2 separate regions of the Homo sapiens genome follow, and region 1 is linked to region 2. A link is a loop called in an ENCODE intact Hi-C map of the cell type or tissue named here. Cell type or tissue: CD14-positive monocyte. All regions are shown on one strand. Each heading gives the region's core, and the rest is flanking DNA. Links, peaks and the distances in the headings are about the cores only.

What was found. A loop is a pair of places that touch in the nucleus more often than their neighbours do. Peaks named below come from ENCODE experiments on the same cell type or tissue, not always from the same donor. Only the 100,000 strongest peaks of a DNase experiment are listed, where the experiment ranks them.
Region 1: it touches region 2 in a loop (5-fold over the local background); 2 of 110 quality-filtered maps call a loop at or near these places.

What each region holds. Positions count from the first base shown.
Region 1 is chr5:83,306,835-83,319,065 of GRCh38, forward strand. The region is part of intron 7 of XRCC4 (X-ray repair cross complementing 4); the gene reads left to right. Among named protein-coding and RNA genes, the nearest start is that of VCAN, 160 kb to the right of the region's middle. RefSeq lists an enhancer at 90-229. In CD14-positive monocyte, for the core only: no CTCF peak of the experiment used is centred there; a DNase peak (open chromatin) is centred at 6,037; H3K4me3 peaks cover 1,714 bases; H3K27ac peaks cover 4,128 bases.
Region 2 is chr5:83,363,667-83,375,897 of GRCh38, forward strand. It overlaps a transcript of XRCC4 not described here. Among named protein-coding and RNA genes, the nearest start is that of VCAN, 100 kb to the right of the region's middle. RefSeq lists a silencer at 4,802-4,901. In CD14-positive monocyte, for the core only: no CTCF peak of the experiment used is centred there; DNase peaks (open chromatin) are centred at 4,875 and 5,455; H3K4me3 peaks cover 3,193 bases; H3K27ac peaks cover 5,000 bases.

The DNA.
Region 1 (12,231 bases), core at 3,573-8,572, 56 kb before region 2:
TCTTTTCCCCTCTCTTGAGGCACAGAATAGAACAGAACAGAGAACAGAAAGCAGAAAGAAAAGGGGGGAACAGAGGAAGGGAAATTTCATAACTCTCTAGAATATTTCATTGTTCAACTGTGGTCATACCTTATTTCCATGGGAATAAGTAGTCTGAGTTGGTTGTGCTTGGGATTCAGAGCCTCTACTACGCCAGAGTAAGCACACACTTCACCTTTCCCCTGTTAACATAGTCTAGCCTCACCCTGGCCAAATATTGAAAAGTACAAGACTTCTTTCTAAAGTATCTGAATCCAGTGCACACTTTCTTGCTAACAGACAAATTCTCTAAGTGCTGAAGGAATTCTGATGGGGTTTTTAATTTTATTAATTCAAACTAGTAATGTTTACTCATTTGTTCTAGACAGTGATCATACATTGTTCCTGCCAATTGTTTGATGCTTGGAGGGGCAGAGTCATAGAGAATAGGTAATATTTCTATCTATGGCCCTTCCATAAACAGTTCTGACAGATTCCACACTATATTCAACACTCAGGGGCTGCCAGCTTTCCCTAATATAGCTCCCTGAATATACTTACAGTTTAGCTGAGGGATTAACAAATTCACAAAATCTATATTTCTTAAGGCAAAATAGGATTTGTGTCTTAAGAGAACTATAAAGAGAATGCTTTTTAATTGAAAGTCTTTTAAGAGACTCGTAAGCAGAGTGTCACAGACCAAGGTTGGAAGCCACATTTAGTTGTGATTATCAGAAAGCTTTACATCCAAGTGGTAAGAATCTTGAGTTGGTGAATGGTGGAAGCAAGGCAGAATCCCTGACAGAGAATGACAAATTCAGAAGCACAGAGATAGAAAGAAAAAACAATTATTTAGGAGCAGAAAGCATTTATTTTTAGTTGGAACATAGCATGTACTGGGAAGGTTGAGAGAGAGAACTGGAAAAGTAAGGTGAGAGCAAGGGAGCATTTTATGTATACACCTGTTTACTACATGTACATACTGTAAATATTGGCTTTCTAGAACCATATGGAATTCCAGACGGAAAATTCCAGATGAAATAATCAAATAGCTTAGCGTTAACACTAAATGATTGAACTTTATATTTTCAGTTTTGGGACAAAAGTTTTTATGAAGCACACAATATACTCTGTATCTTACCAGAACATATTATATATTCCTCTTCCATGGAGCCCTAAAAATTCCTCAAATGTATTTTGGAGGACCAAGAAAAAGTTGTTAAATGAGAGAATGTTCCTCCTATTGCCTCTCCCTCATTCCCAGGGCAGTTCAACTTTTTACTGTTTTGCTTGTTAGAAGATATCTACAATATTTCATTTGAAGAAAGTGTTCCATCAATAAAACAAAGCTTGAGCCCTGTAAGAAATTCTTGTGTAGTCATATTACTAAGAAAGTACTTAATCATTCTCAGCATTCCATTTCATTTAATATAATAGACATAAATATCATGGAGAGATGAATGGATAGAAACAAGCACATGGATGGAGAGAAATAATAGTATTTGGTGTGGGATCTTTTCATGAAAAGTTGTGTATGCAGGAATAAGTTAATAACATATTATAAAATTGGGCCACTTTTAACCATTTATATTTTGGGGGGAATAGAAATCTTATTTTATACGTGGATTTAGCCATTTACAAAATAACTTCCCAGGTTCTTAAGAAAGATCAGTGCCAAATTTTCTCTACACTTTTGTACAGGTTTTGTCCTTAATTCAAAGGCTCCCTTTAAAAATATTCCTCTTTACATTCTAAGAACATGTAGGTACTTGTAATATTTGGCATGTGTTTTACCTAACAAACAGAAAAGGATTCTTATTAAATATATATTTCCCAAAATTAAAATAACAGTGAATATAATTCTAGTTATATTTTTAAAATAAAATGTTTCAAACTAACATTTACTCTTTATATAATCACAAATCACTCATTAATATTTAGATTGCACAATTATTTAATATTTGTCCTATTTAGTCTCAATTCATAATTATTTCTGTTATCTAATATTTTTAATCCAAATATCCAAATTCCATTTCAAATTTTTATACTCGTGTAGGAATTCATGACATGAGAACCATATTTTTCATTTATTGCACAGCAAGGAACAAATCCTTAGAGAATATCATCCATAGAAATATAATTTGCAGCCCAGCACGGTGGCTCACGCCTGTAATCCCAGCACTTTGGGAGGCTGAGGTGGGTGGATCATGAGGTCAGGAGATCGAGACCATCCCAGCTAACATGGTGAAACGCTGTCTCTACTAAAAATACAAAAAATTAGCCATGCACGGTGGTGGGTGCCTCTAGCCCCAGCTACTCGGGAGGCTGAGGCAGGAGAATGGCATGAACCCGGGAGGCGAGCCAAGATCATACCACTACACTCCAGCCTGGGTGACAGAGCGAGACTCCGTCTCAAAAAAAAAAAAAAAAAAAAAAAAAAAAAAATATATATATATATATATATATATAGGCTATGCTGGCAATCACATTAATTTAACAAATATTGAAATATCGACACTGAAATTTTCACTGGGCTTTATTAAGCCATTTCTATTAACATTTAAGGGAATGTGGTTTCCATATGCTTTTGAACAGAATTATATGTGGGTCTTCTAGAAAATGGATTAGGCTGGGCGCGGTGGCTCACGCCTGTAATCCCAGCACTTTGGGAGGCCAAGGCGGGTGGATCACGAGGTCAGGAGATCGAGACCATCCTGGCTAACACGGTGAAAACCCGTCTCTACTAAAAATACAACAAAAAATTAGCCAGATGTGGTGGCGGGCGCCTGTAGTCCCAGCTACTCAGGAGGCTGAGGCGGGAGAATGGCGTGAACCCGGGAGGCGGAGGTTGCAGTGATCGCGCCACTGCACTCCAGCCTGGGCGACAGAGTGAGACCCGTCTCAAAAAAAAAAAAAAAAAAAAAAAAAAGGGATTAAGGTTTTAGGAACAAAAGGGATTTTTAAAATATACCATCTATCACATCTCTGCAGTTGTTGACTGGAATAAGTACAATGTGAAAGTACCACAAGTTAGTAAGATTTTAAAAACTAATCTTTATGTTATGGGACATTTAGAGAAAACATAAACGTGTTCAAAATATTCTTTTATGCTTAATAGTATACATTTTCTTTTAGTATATTCAGGAATGACAAATAATTAACTACCGGTGAATATAAAATAGAGTGTCTGACCTCAGGAGCTTACATTCCTGTTGGGGATAAAAGATGTAGTCATATTTAAAGATAACTGCCCAAGATCTTATATCTTATGCGGTAAAGGCATCTGGCTACAGGATCTCAAAAATCCCTTTAAGCTGAAGTGATGGGGGAAGATTTTAGGAAGCAGTAAGAATATTTTTTGGTCACTGCATTAATGGGAGAGGACTGAAGCTGTAAAGAGGAGGAGGAGGCCATTCAACTAAGAGGAGCAAGATGAGCCAAAGTAGGGAGGCTGGATCTACTCCATGTGTTTACTAATTTGTCGAGGCTTGATTGGCTCCAGTGAGAGGTTTCTCTAGGAGAACAGCAAGAGTCAGAGCTAAATAAGGAGGATGGGCCAGATATGGAGAGGGTGATCAAGAAAAAGAGCCTCCTGGCAGTACTATAAGTTTCATTATTATTATATAATATTTTCACATTTATTCTGTGTACCTTTCTGCGGCAAACAGAATAAGCTTCCCCATCTCCCTCAGAAAAGCCATCAATTTCCATTTAATGCCTGGAATCTATGGTGACATGTGAAAGAGGAAGGCATAATGCGATAGGCTGAATAATAGTCGCCAAAGATAATCAGGAGTGACTCCCTAGAATCTGTGAATGTTAGCTTTTACGGTAAAACGTATTTTGCAGCTGTGATTAAATTAAGTATCTGAGATGCAGGGGTTATTCTGGATTATCTGGATGAACCCTAAATGCAATTATAACTTTCCTTATTAGAGGGAGGAAGAAGGAGACTTCAGAGAAAGAGGCCGTGTGATGGAAGCAAAATCAGAGAGAAAAGATGCTAAGCTGCTGCCTTTGAATAAGGAGGAACGTGAGCCAACAGATCCAAGAACTGAAGCTCTAGGCAGTGGAAAAGCCAAGGAAACTGATCTTCCCTTCGAGCCTCCGGAGGGAGTGTAGCCCTGCCAACACCTTTATTTTAGCCCCATAACAGTCATTTCAGACTTGTGGCCTCCAGAATTTTAAGAGAATAAATTTTTATTGTATTAAGCCATCAAGTTTGTGGTAGTTTGTGGTAATTTAGCCATAAGAAACTAATACACATAAGGAATTTGATGCTCATAAAGTCATAGGAAAGCCAGCACTGGGCTCTAGCAGGCCGGTGAGAGTGATCCACATTGGCTGCCATTAGAACACAAGAAGCCGGAGGATGAAGAGAGGTTGATTGATGGGTACAAGCACACAGTTAGGTAGAAGAAATAAGACGTAGTGATCAAAAGATCACCAGGGGACTATAATCAACAATAATCTATTGTAATTTCAAAATAGCTAGAAGAGAATTAATTTGAATATTCCTAGCATTAAGAAAAGACAAATATTTATGGTGATGGATATCTAAATTACCCTAATTTGATCTTTATACATTATATGAATGTATCAAATTATCACATGTATACCCAAAATATATACATCTATTACGTATCAATTAAAAAATAGAAAAAAATCCTTAGAACCTTTGGCCACAGGAAATGAAATATTTTAATTTCAATTTATAAATATATTTTGTGGCAGAGAAGTATAATAATGTCAGCAATAAAAGACTTTCAACCATAAAAAAATTACCAACAAAATTTATCATCTAGTCATTTTGGTAGAGTTTCTCATGGAGCAAACATCAGAACAAAAAGTTGTATCTGTATCTGTTTTATATATATTATTAAACTCTTAAAATAATGCATACCACTATTTTGTGCACACTAATTTAAGTAGGCCCTTTATTCCAGATATAGTTTCTGTACCTATTTCTTCTTTATAATAAAGGCTATTTATTAAATATTCAATATAATATCAATAATTCATATAGCCTTTTAATATATTTTATAAAAGATTCATAAATATGGAAAGAAAGTCTTTTGTGAAACTGAAAAATGTAAAAGAACGCAAGAAGCCATGCTCTAATACAGTCACCAGGAAGCTCCTCTGCATGGCAGCCTCAAAATTGGTAAAGGGGCCTGGGAACATATATTCTGCCACCACCTCTACCACAACTGCCTCTTGCCACACAGAAAGCTGAAGAATAGGCACAGAAATCTGCTACAGAAAACCCTCTCATATTCTATCAAGACTTTGCTTGTTGGGGCTAAAAAACAAAAACAGTAAAATGAGTTAAGAGGATACCCTTTGCCTTACTTTCACCTTCAAAATATCTCAATAATTTCACAGAGGAGACTGAGAAATACAATTTTTAGCTTTCCAGTTTCTACAGTAGCAAAAATCATCCTAGAAAGAGAGTGTAATGAAAGAGGAGCAGGTAAATCCACAGAATTTACACAAAGAGTTTGAGGTTATTAGACCACTCTAGGCACTATCATTCCCTATGTTTTTATAGAATTACTTTCTAAGCAATATAAATTAATAGAATTAACCATGGAGAGATCACCTGTTGTGTGAGGAGCATCATATTAGGTCAAGATGGGAAGATACATTAAGAAAGCCTTAACTTCTGCTCTCTAAGAGAGTACCTTAATACAGAAACAGAACTGATACCTGCATAGGGTTAATACAAATTAAATTATGTTTAGGAATGCTCCGTGATAAAAATGAGTTGGAAATGAATTTAGGAATTTTTCACATGGGAGGAGAGTTTTGAAAGAAGAGGCTTTCTCTGAGAGGAGAGGGAAATGCATTTCTGGGTGGTAGAAGACAGCTTATTGGCAGTATGGAGGCAGGAGTGAATGTGTTCATATGTGTGATTATAGTTGGTTGGTACAGGAGTCAGCATGGAGAAGTTGTGGAAATGAGAGTGCTAAGATGCACGTAGTTGCTAAGTAGCCAAGAAGCTCAAATTGAGGAACTGATTTTTCTTAGTGAAATTGTCTTGACTTTAGTAAAGTCATTGGACTAGGCTCTGATAAAGGAAGTTAGGAAACAGAACACTTGCAAAATTCATTTTGCGGATGCTGAGTTGGCACTCAAAGGGCAAAAGGCAAAACTCTTAAATCTACTGCTGATGAGATTTGACAGAAACCATGCCAAAAAATGTCTCTTTTTTCTTTTCTTTTCTTTCTTTTTTTTTTTTTTACAATAAAAGTAACAATACAGGTGGTCAAAAAAACAAAAACCATGGTATAGAAAAACCATAAATTGAAAAGTAAAAGCTTTTCTTATATTCCACCCTGCCTCTGAATCTTCTGTCCTAAAGATTGCTGCTATTAACTTTCTTACGTATCCTTTAGAAAGCACTTTTCTGACATAAGGATCATGTATTAATGTACACAGAAGGGATCATGATATATGCACAGTACTGTCCCTGTCCATTGAAATCTTCTAATAGACAACACATTTACATCTAACCCATTCTTGGTAATGAGATTTCAAAAAAATCTCGTTGTATAGACTTTCCATAGTACATGTAACCAGTTTACTGCTGTAGGATATTTATTGGGTTTTTTCCCCCCAGTTTTTACCTATTTGCCCCATTTACCTCTCCTGGCTCACATCTGATTACAGCATGATTTACTCAATATATTAGGCCTACTGTGGAGACATACTGCTCAGAAAAAAAAGATTCCTTTCATACTTTTCTCCCCAACACTAACTCTGCTCCAGCCACGCCAATCTCTTACATATTTGTCTAACACATCAGCTGTAATCCTGCTTTTTGCACGAGCATTCCTCTGCCTGGAATACTCTTTAGATATTGACTTGCTTCCTCCTTCACACCTTAGTTTCTGTTCCAACTTCTCAGTGAAGCTATTCTTGATCACAGTATTTAATATTGTAACCCCATCCCACTCCTAATATAATTCCCTTTAAAATTTTTCTCTGTAGACCATATCAGTCTCTAAAATATTATATTCTAATTGATTGTACTCGTCTCTTTTCATTAAAATATAAGTTTTATAAAGACAGTAATGTTGTATGTTATTTAATTACTACATAGCTTTCTGAGTAAAGAATTTCTAGACATCTTGTGTCCAACCAAGAACACAATCTTTACATCTTATTCTTCATTAATATTATTTTATTATTATTTAATCTCATTCTTGCTTCAAATACCTCCCCTTTCATTCTCAGATATATCCTAGCACTATAGATTTTTCCTTTAATAAATGTTACTTCAATATATATTCCTTGTAAAGCAAAGTAATAACATGTGGTAGGCACTAATTTAAAAAAATTGTATCAGTCAAATAAATAAATTATAACCCTTTCTCTAACAAAGGGATGTAAGTAATGCTGTTCTATACTTTGATAATTATCCTTTAACTTGATTTTTAGATAATTGTTGCCTAGTTAAAGAAAACCATTTGGTTGCACAAGGAAACATTCTAATTGTAGGTGAAATTGACATAGGATGTATATTAGTCCAGATTCTCTACATCCATAATGGAAAGAAATAGTAATGACTGCAGTTAAAATGTAAATGATATACATGATAACAGCTTTCAATAGGCAGTGTTATTTAATACAGGCATAATTCATTTTATTGTGCTTCACTTGTGGCACTTTGCAGATATGGCATATTTTATAAATTGAACATCTCCGGCAACCCTGTGTTGAACAAGTGTGTTGGTGCCATTTTCCCAAAAGCATGTGGTCACTTTGTGTCACTGTCACATTTTTATAATTTTCACTATACCTCAAACTTTTTATTATTACTATATCTGTTATGGTTATCTGTGATCAGTGATCATTTATTTTACTATTGCAATTATTTTGGGGTGCCACAAACCATGCCCATAAAATATTACAAACTTAATCAATAAATGTTGCATGCATTCTGACTGCTTCATTGCCTGGCTGTCTGCTCATGTCCCTCCCTCTCCTCAGGCCTCCCTATTCCCTGACCCACAACAATATTGATATTAGGCCAGTTAATACCCCTACAATGGCCTCTAAGTGTTCAGATGAAAGGAAGAGTTGCACGTCTTTCATTTAAATTCAAAAGCTAGAAATGATTAAGCTTAGTGAGGAAGGCAAGTTGAAAGCCAAAAGTCAAAAGGTACGTCTCTTTCACCAAACAACCAAGTTGTGAATGCAAAGGAAAACTTTTTGAAGGAAATTAAAAGTGCTACTTCAGTGAACACATGAATGACAAGAAAGTAACACAGCCTTATTGCTGAGATGTAGTTTGAATGGTCTGGATAGAAAAATCAAACCAGCCCCAAAATTCCTATAAACCGAAGCCTAATCCAGAGCAAGGCCCTAACTCTCATCAATTCTGTGAAGGCTGAGAGAGGTGAGGAAGCTGCAGAACAAAAACTGGAAGCTAGCCGAGATTGGTTTAGGAGGTTTCAGGAAAGAAGCCATTTATAACAAAAATGCAAGGTGAAGCAATGAGTGCCAATGGAAAAACTACAGCCAGTTATCCTGAAGATCTAGCTGAGATAATTGATGACAGTGGCTACACTAAACAAAATATTTCCAGTGTACACAAAACAGCCTTCTTTTGGAAGAAGATGCCATCTGGGACTTTCATAGCTAGAAAGAAGTCAATTCTTGGCTTCAAAGAACAGGCTTTCTTGATAGTGGCTAATGCAGCTGGTAACTTTAAGTTGAAGCCAGTGCTCATTTATCATTCTGAAAATCCTAGGGCCCTTCAGAATTAAGCTAAATCTATGCTGCCTTTGCTCAAGAAATGGAACAACAAAGACTAGATGATGATACACCTGATTATAGCATGATTTACTGATTATTGCAGGCCTACTGTTGAGACCTACTGCTCAGAAAAAAAGATTCCTTTCAAAATATTACTGCTCATTGATAATGCACCTAGTCATCCAAGACCTCTGATGGATATATACAAAGAAGTGTGTTTTCATGCCTGCTAACACAACATTCATTTTGCAGCGATAGATGAATGAGTAATTTTGACTTTCAAGTCTTATTATTTCAGAATTACATTTTGTAAGGCTACAACTGCCATAGATAGTGATTCCTCTGATGGATCTTCGCAAAGTAAATTGAAAATGTTCTGGAAAGGAGTCACTGTTCTAGATGCCATTAAGAACATTCATGATTCATGGGAGGTGGTAAAATTATCAACATTAACAGGAGTTTGGGAGAAGTTGATTCCAATCCTTGTGGATGATTAGGGGGTTCAAGACTTTGGTGGAAGAAGTAATTGGAAATGTGGTAGAAGCAGCAGGAGAACTAGAATTAGAAGTGTAGTCTGCAGTCTTACAGTAAAATTTGAATGGATGAAGACTTCTTATGGATGAGCAAAGAAGGTGGCTTCTTGAAATAAAAACCACTCCTAGGAAGAAACTGCATCAACTAACGAGCAAAATCACCAGCTAACATCATAATGACAGGTTCAAATTCACACATAACAATATTAACTTTAAATATAAATGGACAAAATTCTGCAATTAAAAGACACAGACTGGCAAGTTGGATAAAGAGTCAAGACCCATCAGTGTGCTGTATTCAGGAAACCCATCTCACGTGCAGAGACACACATAGGCTCAAAATAAAAGGATGGAGAAAGATCTACCAAGCCAATGGAAAACAAAAAAAGGCAGGGGTTGCAATCCTAGTCTCTGATAAAACAGATTTTAAACCAACAAAGATCAAAAGAGACAAAGAAGGCCATTACATAATGGTAAAGGGATCAATTCAACAAGAGGAGCTAACTATCCTAAATATTTATGCACCCAATACAGGAGCACCCAGATTCATAAAGCAAGTCCTGAGTGACCTACAAAGAGACTTAGACTCCCACACATTAATAATGGGAGACTTTAACACCCCACTGTCAACATTAGACAGAACAACGAGACAGAAAGTCAACAAGGATACCCAGGAATTGAACTCAGCTCTGCACCAAGCGGACCTAATAGACATCTACAGAACTCTCCACCCCAAATCAACAGAATATACATTTTTTTCAGCACCACACCACACCTATTCCAAAATTGACCACATAGTTGGAAGTAAAGCTCTCCTCAGCAAATGTAAAAGAACAGAAATTATAACAAACTATCTCTCAGACCACAGTGCAATCAAACTAGAACTCAGGATTAATAATCTCACTCAAAGCCGCTCAACTACATGGAAACTGAACAACCTGCTCCTGAATGACTACTGGGTACATAACGAAATGAAGGCAGAAATAAAGATGTTCTTTGAAACCAACGAGAACAAAGACACCACATACCAGAATCTCTGGGACGCATTCAAAGCAGTGTGTAGAGGGAAATTTATAGCACTAAATGCCTACAAGAGAAAGCAGGAAAGATCCAAAATTGACACCCTAACATCACAATTAAAAGAACTAGAAAAGCAAGAGCAAACACATTCAAAATCTAGCAGAAGGCAAGAAATAACTAAAATCAGAGCAGAACTGAAGGAAATAGAGACACAAAAAAACCTTCAAAAAATCAATGAATCCAGGAGCTGGTTTTTTGAAAGGATCAACAAAATTGATAGACCGCTAGCAAGACTAATAAAGAAAAAAAGAGAGAAGAATCAAATAGACACAATAAAAAATGATAAAGGGGATATCACCACCGATCCCACAGAAATACAAACTACCATCAGAGAATACTACAAACACCTCTACGCAAATAAACTAGAAAATCTAGAAGAAATGGATACATTCCTCGACACATACACTCTCCCAAGACTAAACCAGGAAGAAGTTGAATCTCTGAATAGACCAATAACAGGCTCTGAAATTGTGGCAATAATCAATAGTTTACCAACCAAAAAGAGTCCAGGACCAGATGGATTCACAGCCGAATTCTACCAGAGGTACAAGGAGGAACTGGTACCATTCCTTCTGAAACTATTCCAATCAATAGAAAAAGAGGGAATCCTCCCTAACTCATTTTATGAGGCCAGCATCATTCTGATACCAAAGCCGGGCAGAGACACAACCAAAAAAGAGAATTTTAGACCAATATCCTTGATGAACATTGATGCAAAAATCCTCAATAAAATACTGGCAAACCGAATCCAGCAGCACATCAAAAAGCTTATCCACCATGATCAAGTGGGCTTCATCCCTGGGATGCAAGGCTGGTTCAGTATACGCAAATCAATAAATGTAATCCAGCATATAAACAGAGCCAAAGACAAAAACCACATGATTATCTCAATAGTTGCAGAAAAAGCCTTTGACAAAATTCAACAACGCTTCATGCTAAAAACTCTCAATGAATTAGGTGTTGATGGGACGTATTTCAAAATAATAAGAGCTATCTATGACAAACCCACAGCCAATATCATACTGGATGGGCAAAAACTGGAAGCATTCCCTTTGAAAACTGGCACAAGACAGGGATGCCCTCTCTCACCACTCCTATTCAACATAGTGTTGGAAGTTCTGGCCAGGGCAATAAGGCAGGAGAAGGAAATAAAGGGTATTCAATTAGGAAAAGAGGAAGTCAAATTGTCCCTGTTTGCAGACGACATGATTGTTTATCTAGAAAACCCCATCGTCTCAGCCCAAAATCTCCTTAAGCTGATAAGCAACTTCAGCAAAGTCTCAGGATACAAAATCAATGTACAAAAATCACAAGCATTCTTATACACCAACAACAGACAAACAGAGAGCCAAATCATGAGTAAACTCCCATTCACAATTGCTTCAAAGAGAATAAAATACCTAGGAATCCAACTTACAAGGGATGTGAAGGACCTCTTCAAGGAGAACTACAAACCACTGCTCAAGGAAATAAAAGAGGACACAAACAAATGGAAGAACATTCCATGCTCATGGGTAGGAAGAATCAATATCGTGAAAATGGCCATACTGCCCAAGGTAATTTACAGATTCAATGCCATCCCCATCAAGCTACCAATGACTTTCTTCACAGAATTGGAAAAAACTACTTTAAAGTTCATATGGAACCAAAAAAGAGCCCGCATCGCCAAGTCAATCCTAAGCCAAAAGAACAAAGCTGGAGGCATCACACTACCTGACTTCAAACTATACTACAAGGCTACAGTAACCAAAACAGCATGGTACTGGTACCAAAACAGAGATATAGATCAATGGAACAGAACAGAACCCTCAGAAATAATGCCGCATATCTACAACTA
Region 2 (12,231 bases), core at 2,548-7,547:
ACCAAGAGAGACTCTTTCTAGTACTTGGCCCTTGGGCTTTGATATAAGCAGAAGTGGTTTTATCATTTTCTTTAGAAGTGATTTGGAGAGAATGTTTTTAAGCCTCTTGTGGAATTGACTTCCTTTTTTGAACATTCCCAACCCTGCTTTGACATCTTTATTTCCTGCAGAATGCTGCTCCTGTATACCTTGAAAGTAATTGCTGTCACTGTCGTCATTAATTCGCTTCTCTTTGCACCTCTTTCTGGAGTCTGTAGGTGCAACTATGCTGTTAGAAGCAGTGTTCACATTTCTTTCTTAAGGCTTCAGCATTTTGTACAAAGGTACCAGATCTGGATCCAGTCCATGTGGAGGTTTGAGGGGAGTGGGGTTCAATACACTGGTACCATTCAATGAATGTTAAATAACACAAAGCATTGTGAAAGAGGGGCTTAAATCCTGAAAGGAGACATTGTGAACTAACCTTTTATTCCCTGGGATTTTGATCCCAGGACAACTAAGAGCTATAGAATATCCTTTTTGCCCAAGAACAAAGTGGCAGAAATAGCACTTTTTAAAAAAAATCAAATTATATTTTGTTTTCAAGTTTCAACAGAAAATTTGAGACAGTATTTCTCATTGTCTTTCTAATAGACTCTGGAGAAATAGTGGCTAATATTTTTAACATGTTAGCCACTATTTCTCCACAGATTTTAATGGAAAAATGAATGAGGAGATACTTTTTCCACCTCCCTGATGATTTTTGCAATAACTGAACTTTATAAGAATACTAAAAAAAAATCTTTTATGAGTCAGTCTTCCAGTACACTTGAAAATAATCAGATTTTCTTTCACTTCCCTTCCTCTCCTTATCAGGAGAGCACTTGCAACCAGGCCATCTATGCATGTGGCTGAATAGCATCATAGAATCATTGAGAATGTCTTAAATATTAAAATGACTACCAATGTCCCTGAAGCCCTGAAACAGGTGGCAGCATCCCCACTTGGGGTCACCCATCAGTCCTATGAAGAGGACACCTACAGCAGCCGTTCCTTATAAAGAAAAACACGGTTGAGTCTTCATTACACTTAATTAAAGAACAGCCGAAAATCCTGTCTTGCATTTTCAACACATGGTTCCAATTAGTGTCCCAAAGCAGGACGCTGACTTTGATAAAAGCATTCATGTGCACCTTTGGTGCCTGTACAATGTACTCTTTCATTTTACAAGGTGGCTGAAGTGCAGTTTTAAATATCTTTTTTTAAATATTAACAAAAAACCCAGGAGTATAAGTTTAGAAAGAGGTGAAGAGAAGTGAAAACAATTTTGTTAGAATGGCTTGCCATAGGCTTCTAGAACCCTGTATGCAGAGGGCGGTTTATTTGGTAAAATCTGCACTGCTCATTTGCAGGGCTGTGTGCAAGAAGCATTACAGCTCCTGAGAGTTGCACTCAGAGGCCATTCGATGGGAGTTCCGTTACCTCAGGAAACACCACTTACTGTACTGTAAATTTGCTTCATATGACTGATCTGCTCAAAAGGCCCTGGAAAGCCCCATTCAAATAAATTGTTTCAGACCACGCTATAACTGATGGACATCCATCTTCAGTGGACTCTCTGGGTAACTTCTGGAGGGTGGTATTTTTTAAGTAGGAAGGGAAAACTTGTGTCCTAGAATCTGGGAATTAGATGTGGAAATGCTTAATTTCGGTCATCACTTCTCACCTTTTGCCAAAATAAAGGGAAATAGCAAGAGGAAAAAGAAAGATAAAACAAGTAAAATGTTTTACGACTGCTTCACATGGTGAGTGTTCCACACTGCCCCAAGAATAGTGGAATGATTTTCCACTTTGGGTCATGGGAAAGCGTGATGTCTTTAGTCCCAGAAGGGTGAGACACATACGGTTATACAGCCCTTCGTGAAAGCTGAAAACAATCCCCTTTGTGCCTGGCTTTCATTTTCAGAGATACCATTCAATTTTTGGCAGATAATACACAAGTTAGAGAAATGTGCCCAGCAAGAACAATAAAAATCATCCCCTAGATTCATTACAAATTTCATTATTAGGAAATAGTCTCTAAAAGTGCCAAGGCAAGAACAAAAATATGAGCAGAGTAAAACTGAGCAAATGGATTTCTTCAGACCAATTACAACTTCAGTAAATAAATAATTAAGATGATCTTTCCGATAGCTTCATTCTTGGAGACTTGGTGACAATAGATATACTATGTCTTCCCTTGGTTTTCAAAATTATAAAATAGAGTTTGTCACTTTTCTAAAAGGGATCCCAAATAGTGACGGACTGAAACTGTGCAAACCTGTTCTTCTTACAGGAATCAATTTTCCCCTCCTTCAGCTTATGCCCCCTAGTAACCACTGGTGATATACCTTCATCAGGCAATAGAGAGAAGTATGCCATCTTCAATGAGTCCCTTTTTAACAGCCCCATTAACTCTTACTGAGTTGACTTATTTATACATAGGTGAGTATTATACATCATTAATGAATAATTCTAGACTTCAAATATCTCTAAATCTCCAAATCATTATTCAAACTGAACTGTGCTATAGGCACATTTCCTATTCACTCATGAAATCTTGGACTTCCCAACCTCCAGAACCATGAGCCAAATAAATTCAGTTCATTGTAGATCCCCTACGCTGTGGTGTTCTCTTACAGCAGAACAAAACAAGACGGATCCTTGATTCATCTATGTCTCTCCCAACCTACATCCAATTCATAAGAAAAATACACCCAGAATTAAATTTTTTTTCTATCAACTTGAGCTAAAACAAGTTAGTATCCTATTTCAACTGGGTTATTTCAATAGCATCCCAACTAGTCACCCTACAACTCTTCAAATAGGAGGCAGTGACCATTTTAAGATGTTGGATTCATATTCCTTCTCTGCTCAAAGCTTTTCCATGCCTTCTTGGCACACTCAAGTAAAAGCCAAGAGCTTTACTGTGGCTTACAAGACTCTGAGAATAATCCTCTACCACTCCATTTCTCTGGTTGTATCCACTACCCTGCCCTGTTTTCCCCTCTTTTTGCTTCAGCCACACTCATGTCATTGCCATACTTTGAACAAACCAAACCACTCCTGCTTTTGAACATGCTGTGTTTCCTAGCAGGAAAGCTTTCCCTTAGATACCCACAGAGTTGCTTCCTTGCTTTTTTCACGTTATCAGGGAGGCCTTCCCAGACCACCCTATGTAAAACAGCACCCTCCTACTACTACCTATCACAGAAGTATTTTCCTTGCCCCGATTAGTTATTTTCCACACCACCTATTAGACCTAGCATACTATATATTGTGTTTATTTGTTTTTTTGGCCATCTGTTCTCACCAGATTTTAAACAGGATTAGAACAGGGATTTAGTCTGTTTTGTTCTCTCCTACAACTTTGTTGCCTAGAACGATGTTGGGTACACAGTAGATTCTCAATCGATATTTTTTGAATTAATGATCTAAATCTACATTACTGATTAAATCAGTATCATGATGATTACAAGAGCAATAAGTCATAGAAAGCTTTGTTGATTGGACTCATTACAATTCTAGTACAACAAACCCTTTACTAAATCTCACTTGAGAGGTTGTCTAAAGTACAACATCAGACTCTCTTAGCATTGATAGTGTTCACATATTACATGTCTATGTGCAAATCATATGTCCAAGCCCCACCAATGTGAGGCTGAAAATAAAATCACATTAATTTTAAATATTCAAAATAAAACCTTAGCCTTCACCCTATGTGACTGTTGTGTTCTTCTCTTTACAAACCCATCCTGCTCATCGTTTACTGTGTCAGCCAGCCATCTGGCTCAGACCTTAGGCCTCTGCTCCTTGCACGGGCCACTCTGCTCACTTCTCAAGCTCCCTGAAAGAGCTTCCTCAGGCTGCTGCCACTGCCACCATACTGCCTCATCCCAAAAGTGGGCATCAAGCTTTCTCTTGAAACTTGACATACACACAGCACAGTGGAAACCAGGCTGTCACTTAAATAAGTCCTTATCAAGCTCTCCAGTGATCTTCATATTCTGAATCCAGTGGAGAAGATGGGAGAGGCTGGGATTACAGGAGCCCACCACCATACCCAGCTAATTTTTTTTTTTTTTTTTAGTTGAGATGGGGTTTCACTATGTTGGCCAGGCTGGTCTTGAACTCCTGACCTCAAGTGATCCACCCACCTCGGCCTCCCAAAGTGCTGGGATTACAGGCATGAGCCACTGCACCTGGCCTCTTTTAGTCAATATTTTAGTGGCCCTCAAGTGTACAACATAGGCAGCTCTGTATACCATACACAGGTGTGGAACTGGTTCAGATGCTGTATGGAGAAAACACAGCTGATGCAAGTGCTTCACACTGTTTTTAAAACAGGCTGTGGATGCTTATTTCAATGATCTCTACACTGAACCCCAATAAGAAAAAAAAAAAAGGAGTTGCTGTGATTGGGTAGGATTCTGTAGTTGTGTTCCCTTATGTTTTGTAAACAAAATTAATTTTGCAAGCTATTGATTAAGAGAATACACTTAAGAGTCAAAGAATTGAGTTCAAACCCCAGTTCAGGGTGACCCTTGGAAAGCGTCTTTCTCTCCCTGAACTACAGTTTCGTCATCTCCAAAATGCAGTCAATCATCCCAGGTGGTGCTGAGGACTAAAGGAGATGACATGAAATGGCAATGAGCACAGGGCCTGGTGCACAAGAATGGCCCATGTGAAGTGTGAGGGGTTGTTCACGTTCATCTGCTGTCACTTCTATCCTAGCCTAAAACTGTTAGGAGGGGAAGGATGAGTGTGGTGTGATGCCCAAGGCAACAAAACCTGGTGCTGGTGACTAACTAACCGCTCTCCCAAGGGTAACAGAACAACTGCTTTTTTGTAAACTGGGTTAAATCACTCCCTGGTGTGGCTAACGATGACTAATACAGCAGAAGGGAGTGGGCTCCCCTGGTGCAAGGCACTATTGGGAAGTTGGCTGTGCTCTGCTTACAAAAACTGTGGGTCATCAGCGAGCTCTAATTCTTGTAGATCCTACGATAGTCCTTAATTTGCAAAAAGTTTACTCATTTGCAGAAAGGATTTCAACCCTTACGATATACTAAATATAATTTCTGGGAAGTCCTTACAGACATCCTAAAGAGAAATACACTCCATTAATGGTGTGTTAATAGCCTTTTGACAAGGCAGGCTGTGTTAGTGTATAAGACATTAGAATGGATAGAGACATAGAACTTGGTAGATGATAGGTAACAGGGAATATTAACCAGAAAACTCATACTGAAAACAGAAAAATGGCCCCTTTTGACCACAATATTGAAATTCTTTTATTTTTGTCTCTCTAATAGCACAGCAAGGCACAATATTTCAACTAGAGGTATTAGAAACGTTACTAGCATTAAGCAAATATGTAGCAACTTGCATAACTTCTTAGAAGTGAGTAAAATCCAGTTCCTCATTTTTTCAAGATTCCTTTTTACATAGTACTCTAGATAGGATTGCAAAAGCAATGATCTTGCAAGAAACGGGACCTTCACTGCAAATGGGATACACCGTTAAAATACACAAGAGAAAGCATTTTACTTTCTTTGTTTTCTTTTTAAGCTTTTATCATAGAATCAGAGGGCGCATGGGCAGGATTGTTACAGAGGAATTTTGCGAGATGCTGAGGTTTAGGGTATGACTGAGCCTGTCACCCTGGTATTGAGCATAATACCCAATAGACAGTTTTTCAACTCTTACCTCCATCTCTCCCTCCCCCGTCTAGTAGTTCACAGTATCTATTGTTCCCGTCTTGTGTCCCTGTGTACCCAATGTTTAGCTCCCACTTCTAAGTGAGAACATGTGGTATTTGGTTTTCTGTTTCTGCATTGTTTGCTTAGGATAATGGCCTCCAGCTGCATTCAGATTGCTGCAAAGAACCTGATTTCATTCTGTTTTATGGCTGCATAGTATTCCACGGTGTATATGTACCACATTTTCTTTATCCAATCCACTATTGATGGGCACCTGGGTTGATGCCATGTCTTTGGTATTGTGAATAGAGAGCTGTGATGAACATACAGGTGCAGGTGTCCTTTTGGTGGAATAATTTACTTTCCTTTGGGTATATACCCAGTAATGGGATTGCTGGGTCAAATGGTAGTTAACTCTTAGTTCTTTGAGAAATCTCCAAACTGCTTTCCACAGTGGCAGGACTAATTTACATTCCCACCATCAGTGTGTAAATGTCCCCTTTTCTTTGTAGCCTTATCAATATCTGTTATTTCTTGATGTTTTAACAAAAGCCATTCTAACTGGTATGAGATGCTATCTCATTGTGGTTTTGATTTGAAAATATGAGTCTTTTTCTTCCCATATATTTAATCTTCTGTACTCATTTCAACCTGGTCTAATTTGCTAACCCAAACCTAGACTATATTGCCACATCCCTGCCAGGATTCTGAGAGAGGACAAGAGCCCCAAACTCAGGTATTAGCTATTTCAGAGGTGCTCTTAGTTCTCCTAAACTTTCCTTGACAACTGTGAGGACTTTGGCCCCTTAAATCATATTATTGAGAACTAGACAATGTAGTCACAAGACCTCTGATGCTAAGTGTTTGATTCTTGTTGCAGATTCCCCAATACTCCAATTCTCCAAGCAGTGGATCTTGAGCTGTGACTTCTGTCTGTCATAGGAAGTGTCCTCATCCCTGGAAGAAAGGTAGATCCCCTCAGAACCATGTCAGTCCTCCTCTCCACATCTTGCATTGTGGCTCAATCAGACATGCTCCCAATAAAGTTCCCAGGAACAGAGAAATCATAATTATTTCCTCATTTCTTTACTTATCTCTGAAAGACACAGAGGAGGGCTAGTGCATGTCAGGTACCCTACTGCCTGTCCAAGTTGTTTCTGCTTTTTAGAAATGTCTAAAAACTCCAGCTGAACTCATAATTTCCCTTCCACCTTTAGCCTACCTTGTTCCTACTTGGGCTTCTTCAACTTGGTGTGTGTCATCACTGAATACCTGGTCACCAAAGTTGGAAACCTCATTGTGATTGTTGACTTTTTCATCTCCATGACTAAGCATTGACCCCAATTCCAGCCCCCAATCCATCTTCAAATTCTATCGTTTCTTCCTCTGTAATAGCGAATTCTCTCTATTCCCACTAAAATTACCATCATGTGTTACCTGCATCAACATCACAGCCACATACCAAGTCTGTCTTCCTCTAACTCTGCCCCATGCCAACTCTTTCTCCTGCTTTAGTCACTTTCCATCTCCATATTCTTCATTCTTCTGCCTTCTCTGCTTTCCACTGCCTTCAGTAAAATAAGTCCAGTCTTCATAAATTATCTTGCAAGGCCTGTCAGCATATGGTGCCTCCTTACTCCAGTGACATTTTCAGTATTCTCCTCTTTGTCATCCACTCTGATTGACACTAATCCACCTCAGCTCTTGTGCTTTTTCTTTGCCTCCAAGCCCTTTCATCCACTCTTCTCTTTGTCTTGAGTATCCCTTCTCACTAAGCTCCCTTCATCCTCTGGCTAATTCCTATTTGTTTTACAAGTCTTGGATTCAGTGTCACTTTCTTCAGAAACCTGTTACTGACTTTCCAAATCCTGATTAGGCATTCCTCGGGAGTATTCTTTTACCATATCTTCCTCACTAGAACACTTAGCACATTCTATTTTAACTGCATATTTGTTTTTCTGATTATCTCAGACTGTCAGTTTATAAAGACAAGAACCCAGTCTTTCTTTTTTACTGTTCCATTCCTTGTACCCAGAGCAAGTCTTCCTGAATGAATACATGAATAAATTGAATAAATGAGTGAGTATAATGGAAATAAACAAGAAAACATGTTTAAAAATTAAAAGAAACAATCTACATGTCAGATGCATCTGAGAGAGTGAGGGAGCTGAGGATGAAGTGAACTGTGGACTCATAGGTAGATGGTCTATGACCACAGCAGGAGCACTTTCAGTGGAGTGATGGGACAGAAACCAGAGCCACGTGGATTGAAATTGGCTGGTACATGAGTGTGTGTAGACAGCAAATGTATAGACAAGTTGCTTAAAAAGTTGTGCCATGATAAAAGGAAGACATTGTTGATGCAGGAAGGAGAAGGGCTGACTGCAGGAACATACACATGAAAGATTGAAGAAATCCTTTGTAAGAAGGTCGGAATTATCCTTAGGGTCACCAAAAAGGCAGACACACACAAAAAAGGAAAACACAATTGGGCAAAAGTCCACAAACACATTTTAAATCAAAGTTCTGATAAAATGTGCTAGGACAAGTAAGAAAATTCCAGAAAGCACTAGCAAAGTAAGTTTACAATGTTGCTTAGCTCTGCTTTGTGCAGCAAGTAATAACTATATTGGTAGATTTTGTTGGCCTGTTGTGATAACAACATAAAGGGAAACAGCTGGCACTGGGGTGCAGGAAATCCTTTTGCTTTAATACATTATTAAATATTTAAGTCACAAAATTGTGAAGAGTTATACATCAATCAACCATCTAATCACTTCCCAGGTTAAGGAATAAAAAAAAAATTATTAAATACAGTTGAACACCTAGTGAATCTAGAATTTAAAATGATATTTATCCCAAATGTGCAAATTTCCAAAGTGCAATTTATTTTTTAGCATGACAAATGTTTGCACTGTGGGAAGTCATAACCAACTTGTAGAAGTTTATACAGAAAATATTTTCAGTAAACAAAGTGGAGTGCAGAACTTCAAGAAGAAAGTGTGAGGGACGTGATGATAAAAGCAAAGGAAGACTAGCAGATGTGCCCCAGGCCCTCCTCATTGTCATCAATCATAAGCCTGTCCTACTCCGAGGTTCCCAAGCAGTAGGTCTTGGACCCCTGGGGGTAGCAGAATTTATTGTGAGGGGTCTGTAAATCCATATGCACATTCAGTATGGAGAGACTAAATAAATAATATGTCATACACACACATTATTTTTAAACTGTCTGTAGTTGAGGTGATGAATAACTTACAAATTCAGTTACTTGCTTCACCAAATTAATAGCAGCCTTTGATCATTAATGTATTTTCTCAATCTACAGACATTAAAAGTATAATTTCTAGCATGACACAGTCCTCATACTCAAAAAACTGGGGGCTATTGCTATTGTTACTTGCTAGAAAACATGTGTAAAGCCACTGGACGATCATTTAAATGGGAAATAAAAGTTTGATTTAATGTTTTAATAGTTGTTTGCATTATAAAAATATCACTTACAATACATTTCAAGGAATAAGCTTGTTTTATTCACTTTTTGTTTCTGCAGACTGCTTGAGTGCTAAAGCCCTTCTTAGTCCATGCTCAATAGCACAAGGCAGTCAGACCTTGGAAAATGAAATCGAACATCCAAGGGACCAGTTCTTTCGGATTCTGAGTGGAGTTTCTCTTACTCTTTTGAACACTGATAGTCCTTCCTTTGGTGAAAAAAGGGAGGCGGAAATCTCACCTTCCTTCCACTTGCCTTCTGCTTGCCATGCCCTGAGCCCCACTAGGCAGCTCTACCCAGCATTGGCTCCTGTTTCTAATCCGTCTGCCCTTCTTTGCTTTATTCATGCAGAAGAGCTCAAGGCTCCCTGTGCACCCTCATTTGTCGAGGTCCTTAGCACGCACACTTCATTGAGTGTTGAATTGCTTTTTAGTCAGCTGTTTCAAATGCCTTTGTTTTTCCTCACCATAAGAGAATAAATAAATTGAAATATCTGAGCATAGAATTCATATTGCTTGTTGAATTAAATTGATTGTGGAGGAAAAGCAATGGCCCATTCTTTTCTCAACTTCTCTTTCTCACTGTTGTCTAACTGAACAATAGAAATGCTCTTTTGAATATAGTCGTGTTTTCCAAAAACTCTTCACTGAAATACTTTCTAAAGTGAGACAGCACAAAAGATGGCACACTGACCCAGCATCATCACTTTGAGTTCCATAATGAGAAATTGACTTCTTTATGAATTGTCTTTCAATCCTGATCACATGAAGAAGAAAATCTTAATTCAGTGTTGGTGTGTATTTAACACTCTTCACACTGCCCTTTGCTTTTTCTCTATTTTTTTTAACAGAGAGAATGTCTACACCTCACTTTTGGAGTCTTCAGCAGAAGATAACAGTATTTACCCAAACTTTAAAGCATTGTTTTATATTCATTGTGTATATCTATGTATATAATAGCTACCTTCTATTTAAGTCCAATGATATGGTTTGTAAATCTGTTTACAGTAGTGATATAATCTTTTAAAATAATAGAAAAAGTGGTTCCATTTAAAGAAAAATATATGGATAATTGATGGTTTCATGGTACAGAAAAAACATGTAAGTTATTCAAAAACAAAGTTTGCGAGGACCTGCCCTATCACAAAGCAAATACATTAGTGAGAAGCAGAGAGTATTAACCTGTGATCCTAAACTCTTTTGTCAATGTGGAAAAGGCATTCATCACCCAGCATCCTGTAAGAGGACCCAGAAGAGGTTACTTTTATGGCCATATGAGGTGAGTAGGTGATATGATTTGGCTGTGTCCTGACCCAAATCTCATTTTAAATTGTAGCTCCCATAATTCCCACGTGTTGTGGGAGGGACCCAGTGGGAGATCAAATCATGGGAGTGGTTTCCCTGATACTGTTCTCATGGTAGTGAATAAGTCTCACAAGATCTGATGATTTTATAAGGGGCTTCCCCTTTTGCTTGGTTTATATTCACTCTTGTTTACCGCCAGGTGAGACGTGCGTTTTGCCTTCTGCCATGATTGTGAGGCCTCCTCGGCCACATGGAACCCTGAGTCAATTAAACCTCTTTTTCTTTGTAAATTACTTAGTCTCAGTTATGTCTTTATTAGCAGCATGAGAACGACTAATACAGTAGGCAAGTGGGAGTCATCAGAGTCCTGACCAGGCTTTCTGCTACATGTGTATAAGTAGTTACCCATAGCACTGGCCCCATGTCTTTGAATGTGAAGAAGAATAGTAAAAGGAATGCAACTTTCATTACATTTTAACCTGGCAGCACATCACTTTTCCCATGCCACATTGTCTTAGAAGCCATTCATACAAGGGGTTTATTACATTTTGAGATGCTGACAAAACAGTTCTCAAGTGCATTGCTCAACTCCAGTCAGACGTCACTGGCTATCATTTCAAAGTCAGTGGGTGTAAAACTTGCTGCTCCTTTCTATTTGTGAGATAATCCTGGCTCTCCCTTCCCCTCCAGGATATGGCTGCCAAAAGAAATTAATGCCTTACCTACTCCATCCACGATGACCTCCAAAACAAAAGTAAATGTTTCTTATGCTCACTGAAAACATTTCCCCAAAAGACTGCAAATAGTACAAATGCCTACTCCAGTGATGGATAATTCCAGCAACATTTTTTTTTCAGCTAAGTGAAGATAGCATCACAAGTGGGGATAAAGTGAACCGGAGTCTCTGACTTTGACGTTCCAATCCTTGATCATTCACTGCCTAACTCTGCTCTCAAACTGACCATTCAACCTCTTTTTTGGAAGTCATCTTCCTTGAAAATGAGACCTACTAGCACGTACTTCTTGCCTAAGCAACAGATAAAGTGGAAGCTGTACAGAGGCAGTAGCCATGGCCTAATCTACAGTGCAGAAGTTCTTTCCAGAATTTTTTTTCCCAAAAAAGTTCTTAAATAACACAGCTTCATCAGTGTCAAAGGCCACAGTCAGACAGGGGGCCCTTCCTTCTGCTAAAGACTAGGCCTTTGCCTTGTATGGGCTAATTTATCATACATTTTGATGTGCTTGTAGAAACAGTGGACACTTTCTTTTCCTTATATTCTTAGTTTGGTGAATATTATCTACATGAGTCATTTTAATTTTTTTTGTTTTAGTTCTCTGTTTTTGTGCTGTGAGACTCTGAATTTCCAGATAGCTGCCAAAAATGGAAAAAATATGCCTTACTTCCCAAAGACAGAGGATGCCATTTGTTACCCATCAAACATACTTTGCCTTTTGGCATCACTTGGAATATAGAAGAGACACACTCACATTTCTCCTAGGGCTGAGACTAGATAGCAAAACTTGATCTTGGAAATATACAAAGATGATACTGTTATCTTTTTCCTCAGCCATTGCTGAAGAACTGAATTTAGTTGAAATACATATTTGCTGAGCAGTAAGAAAAAGTGTTGAGAGAAAAATAGACTTCATTTAAAAGTGGCAAGACAGAAGTAGTGTCTTGTGTGGGCAAATTGGTTTGTAGGCTTGAGCCAAATAG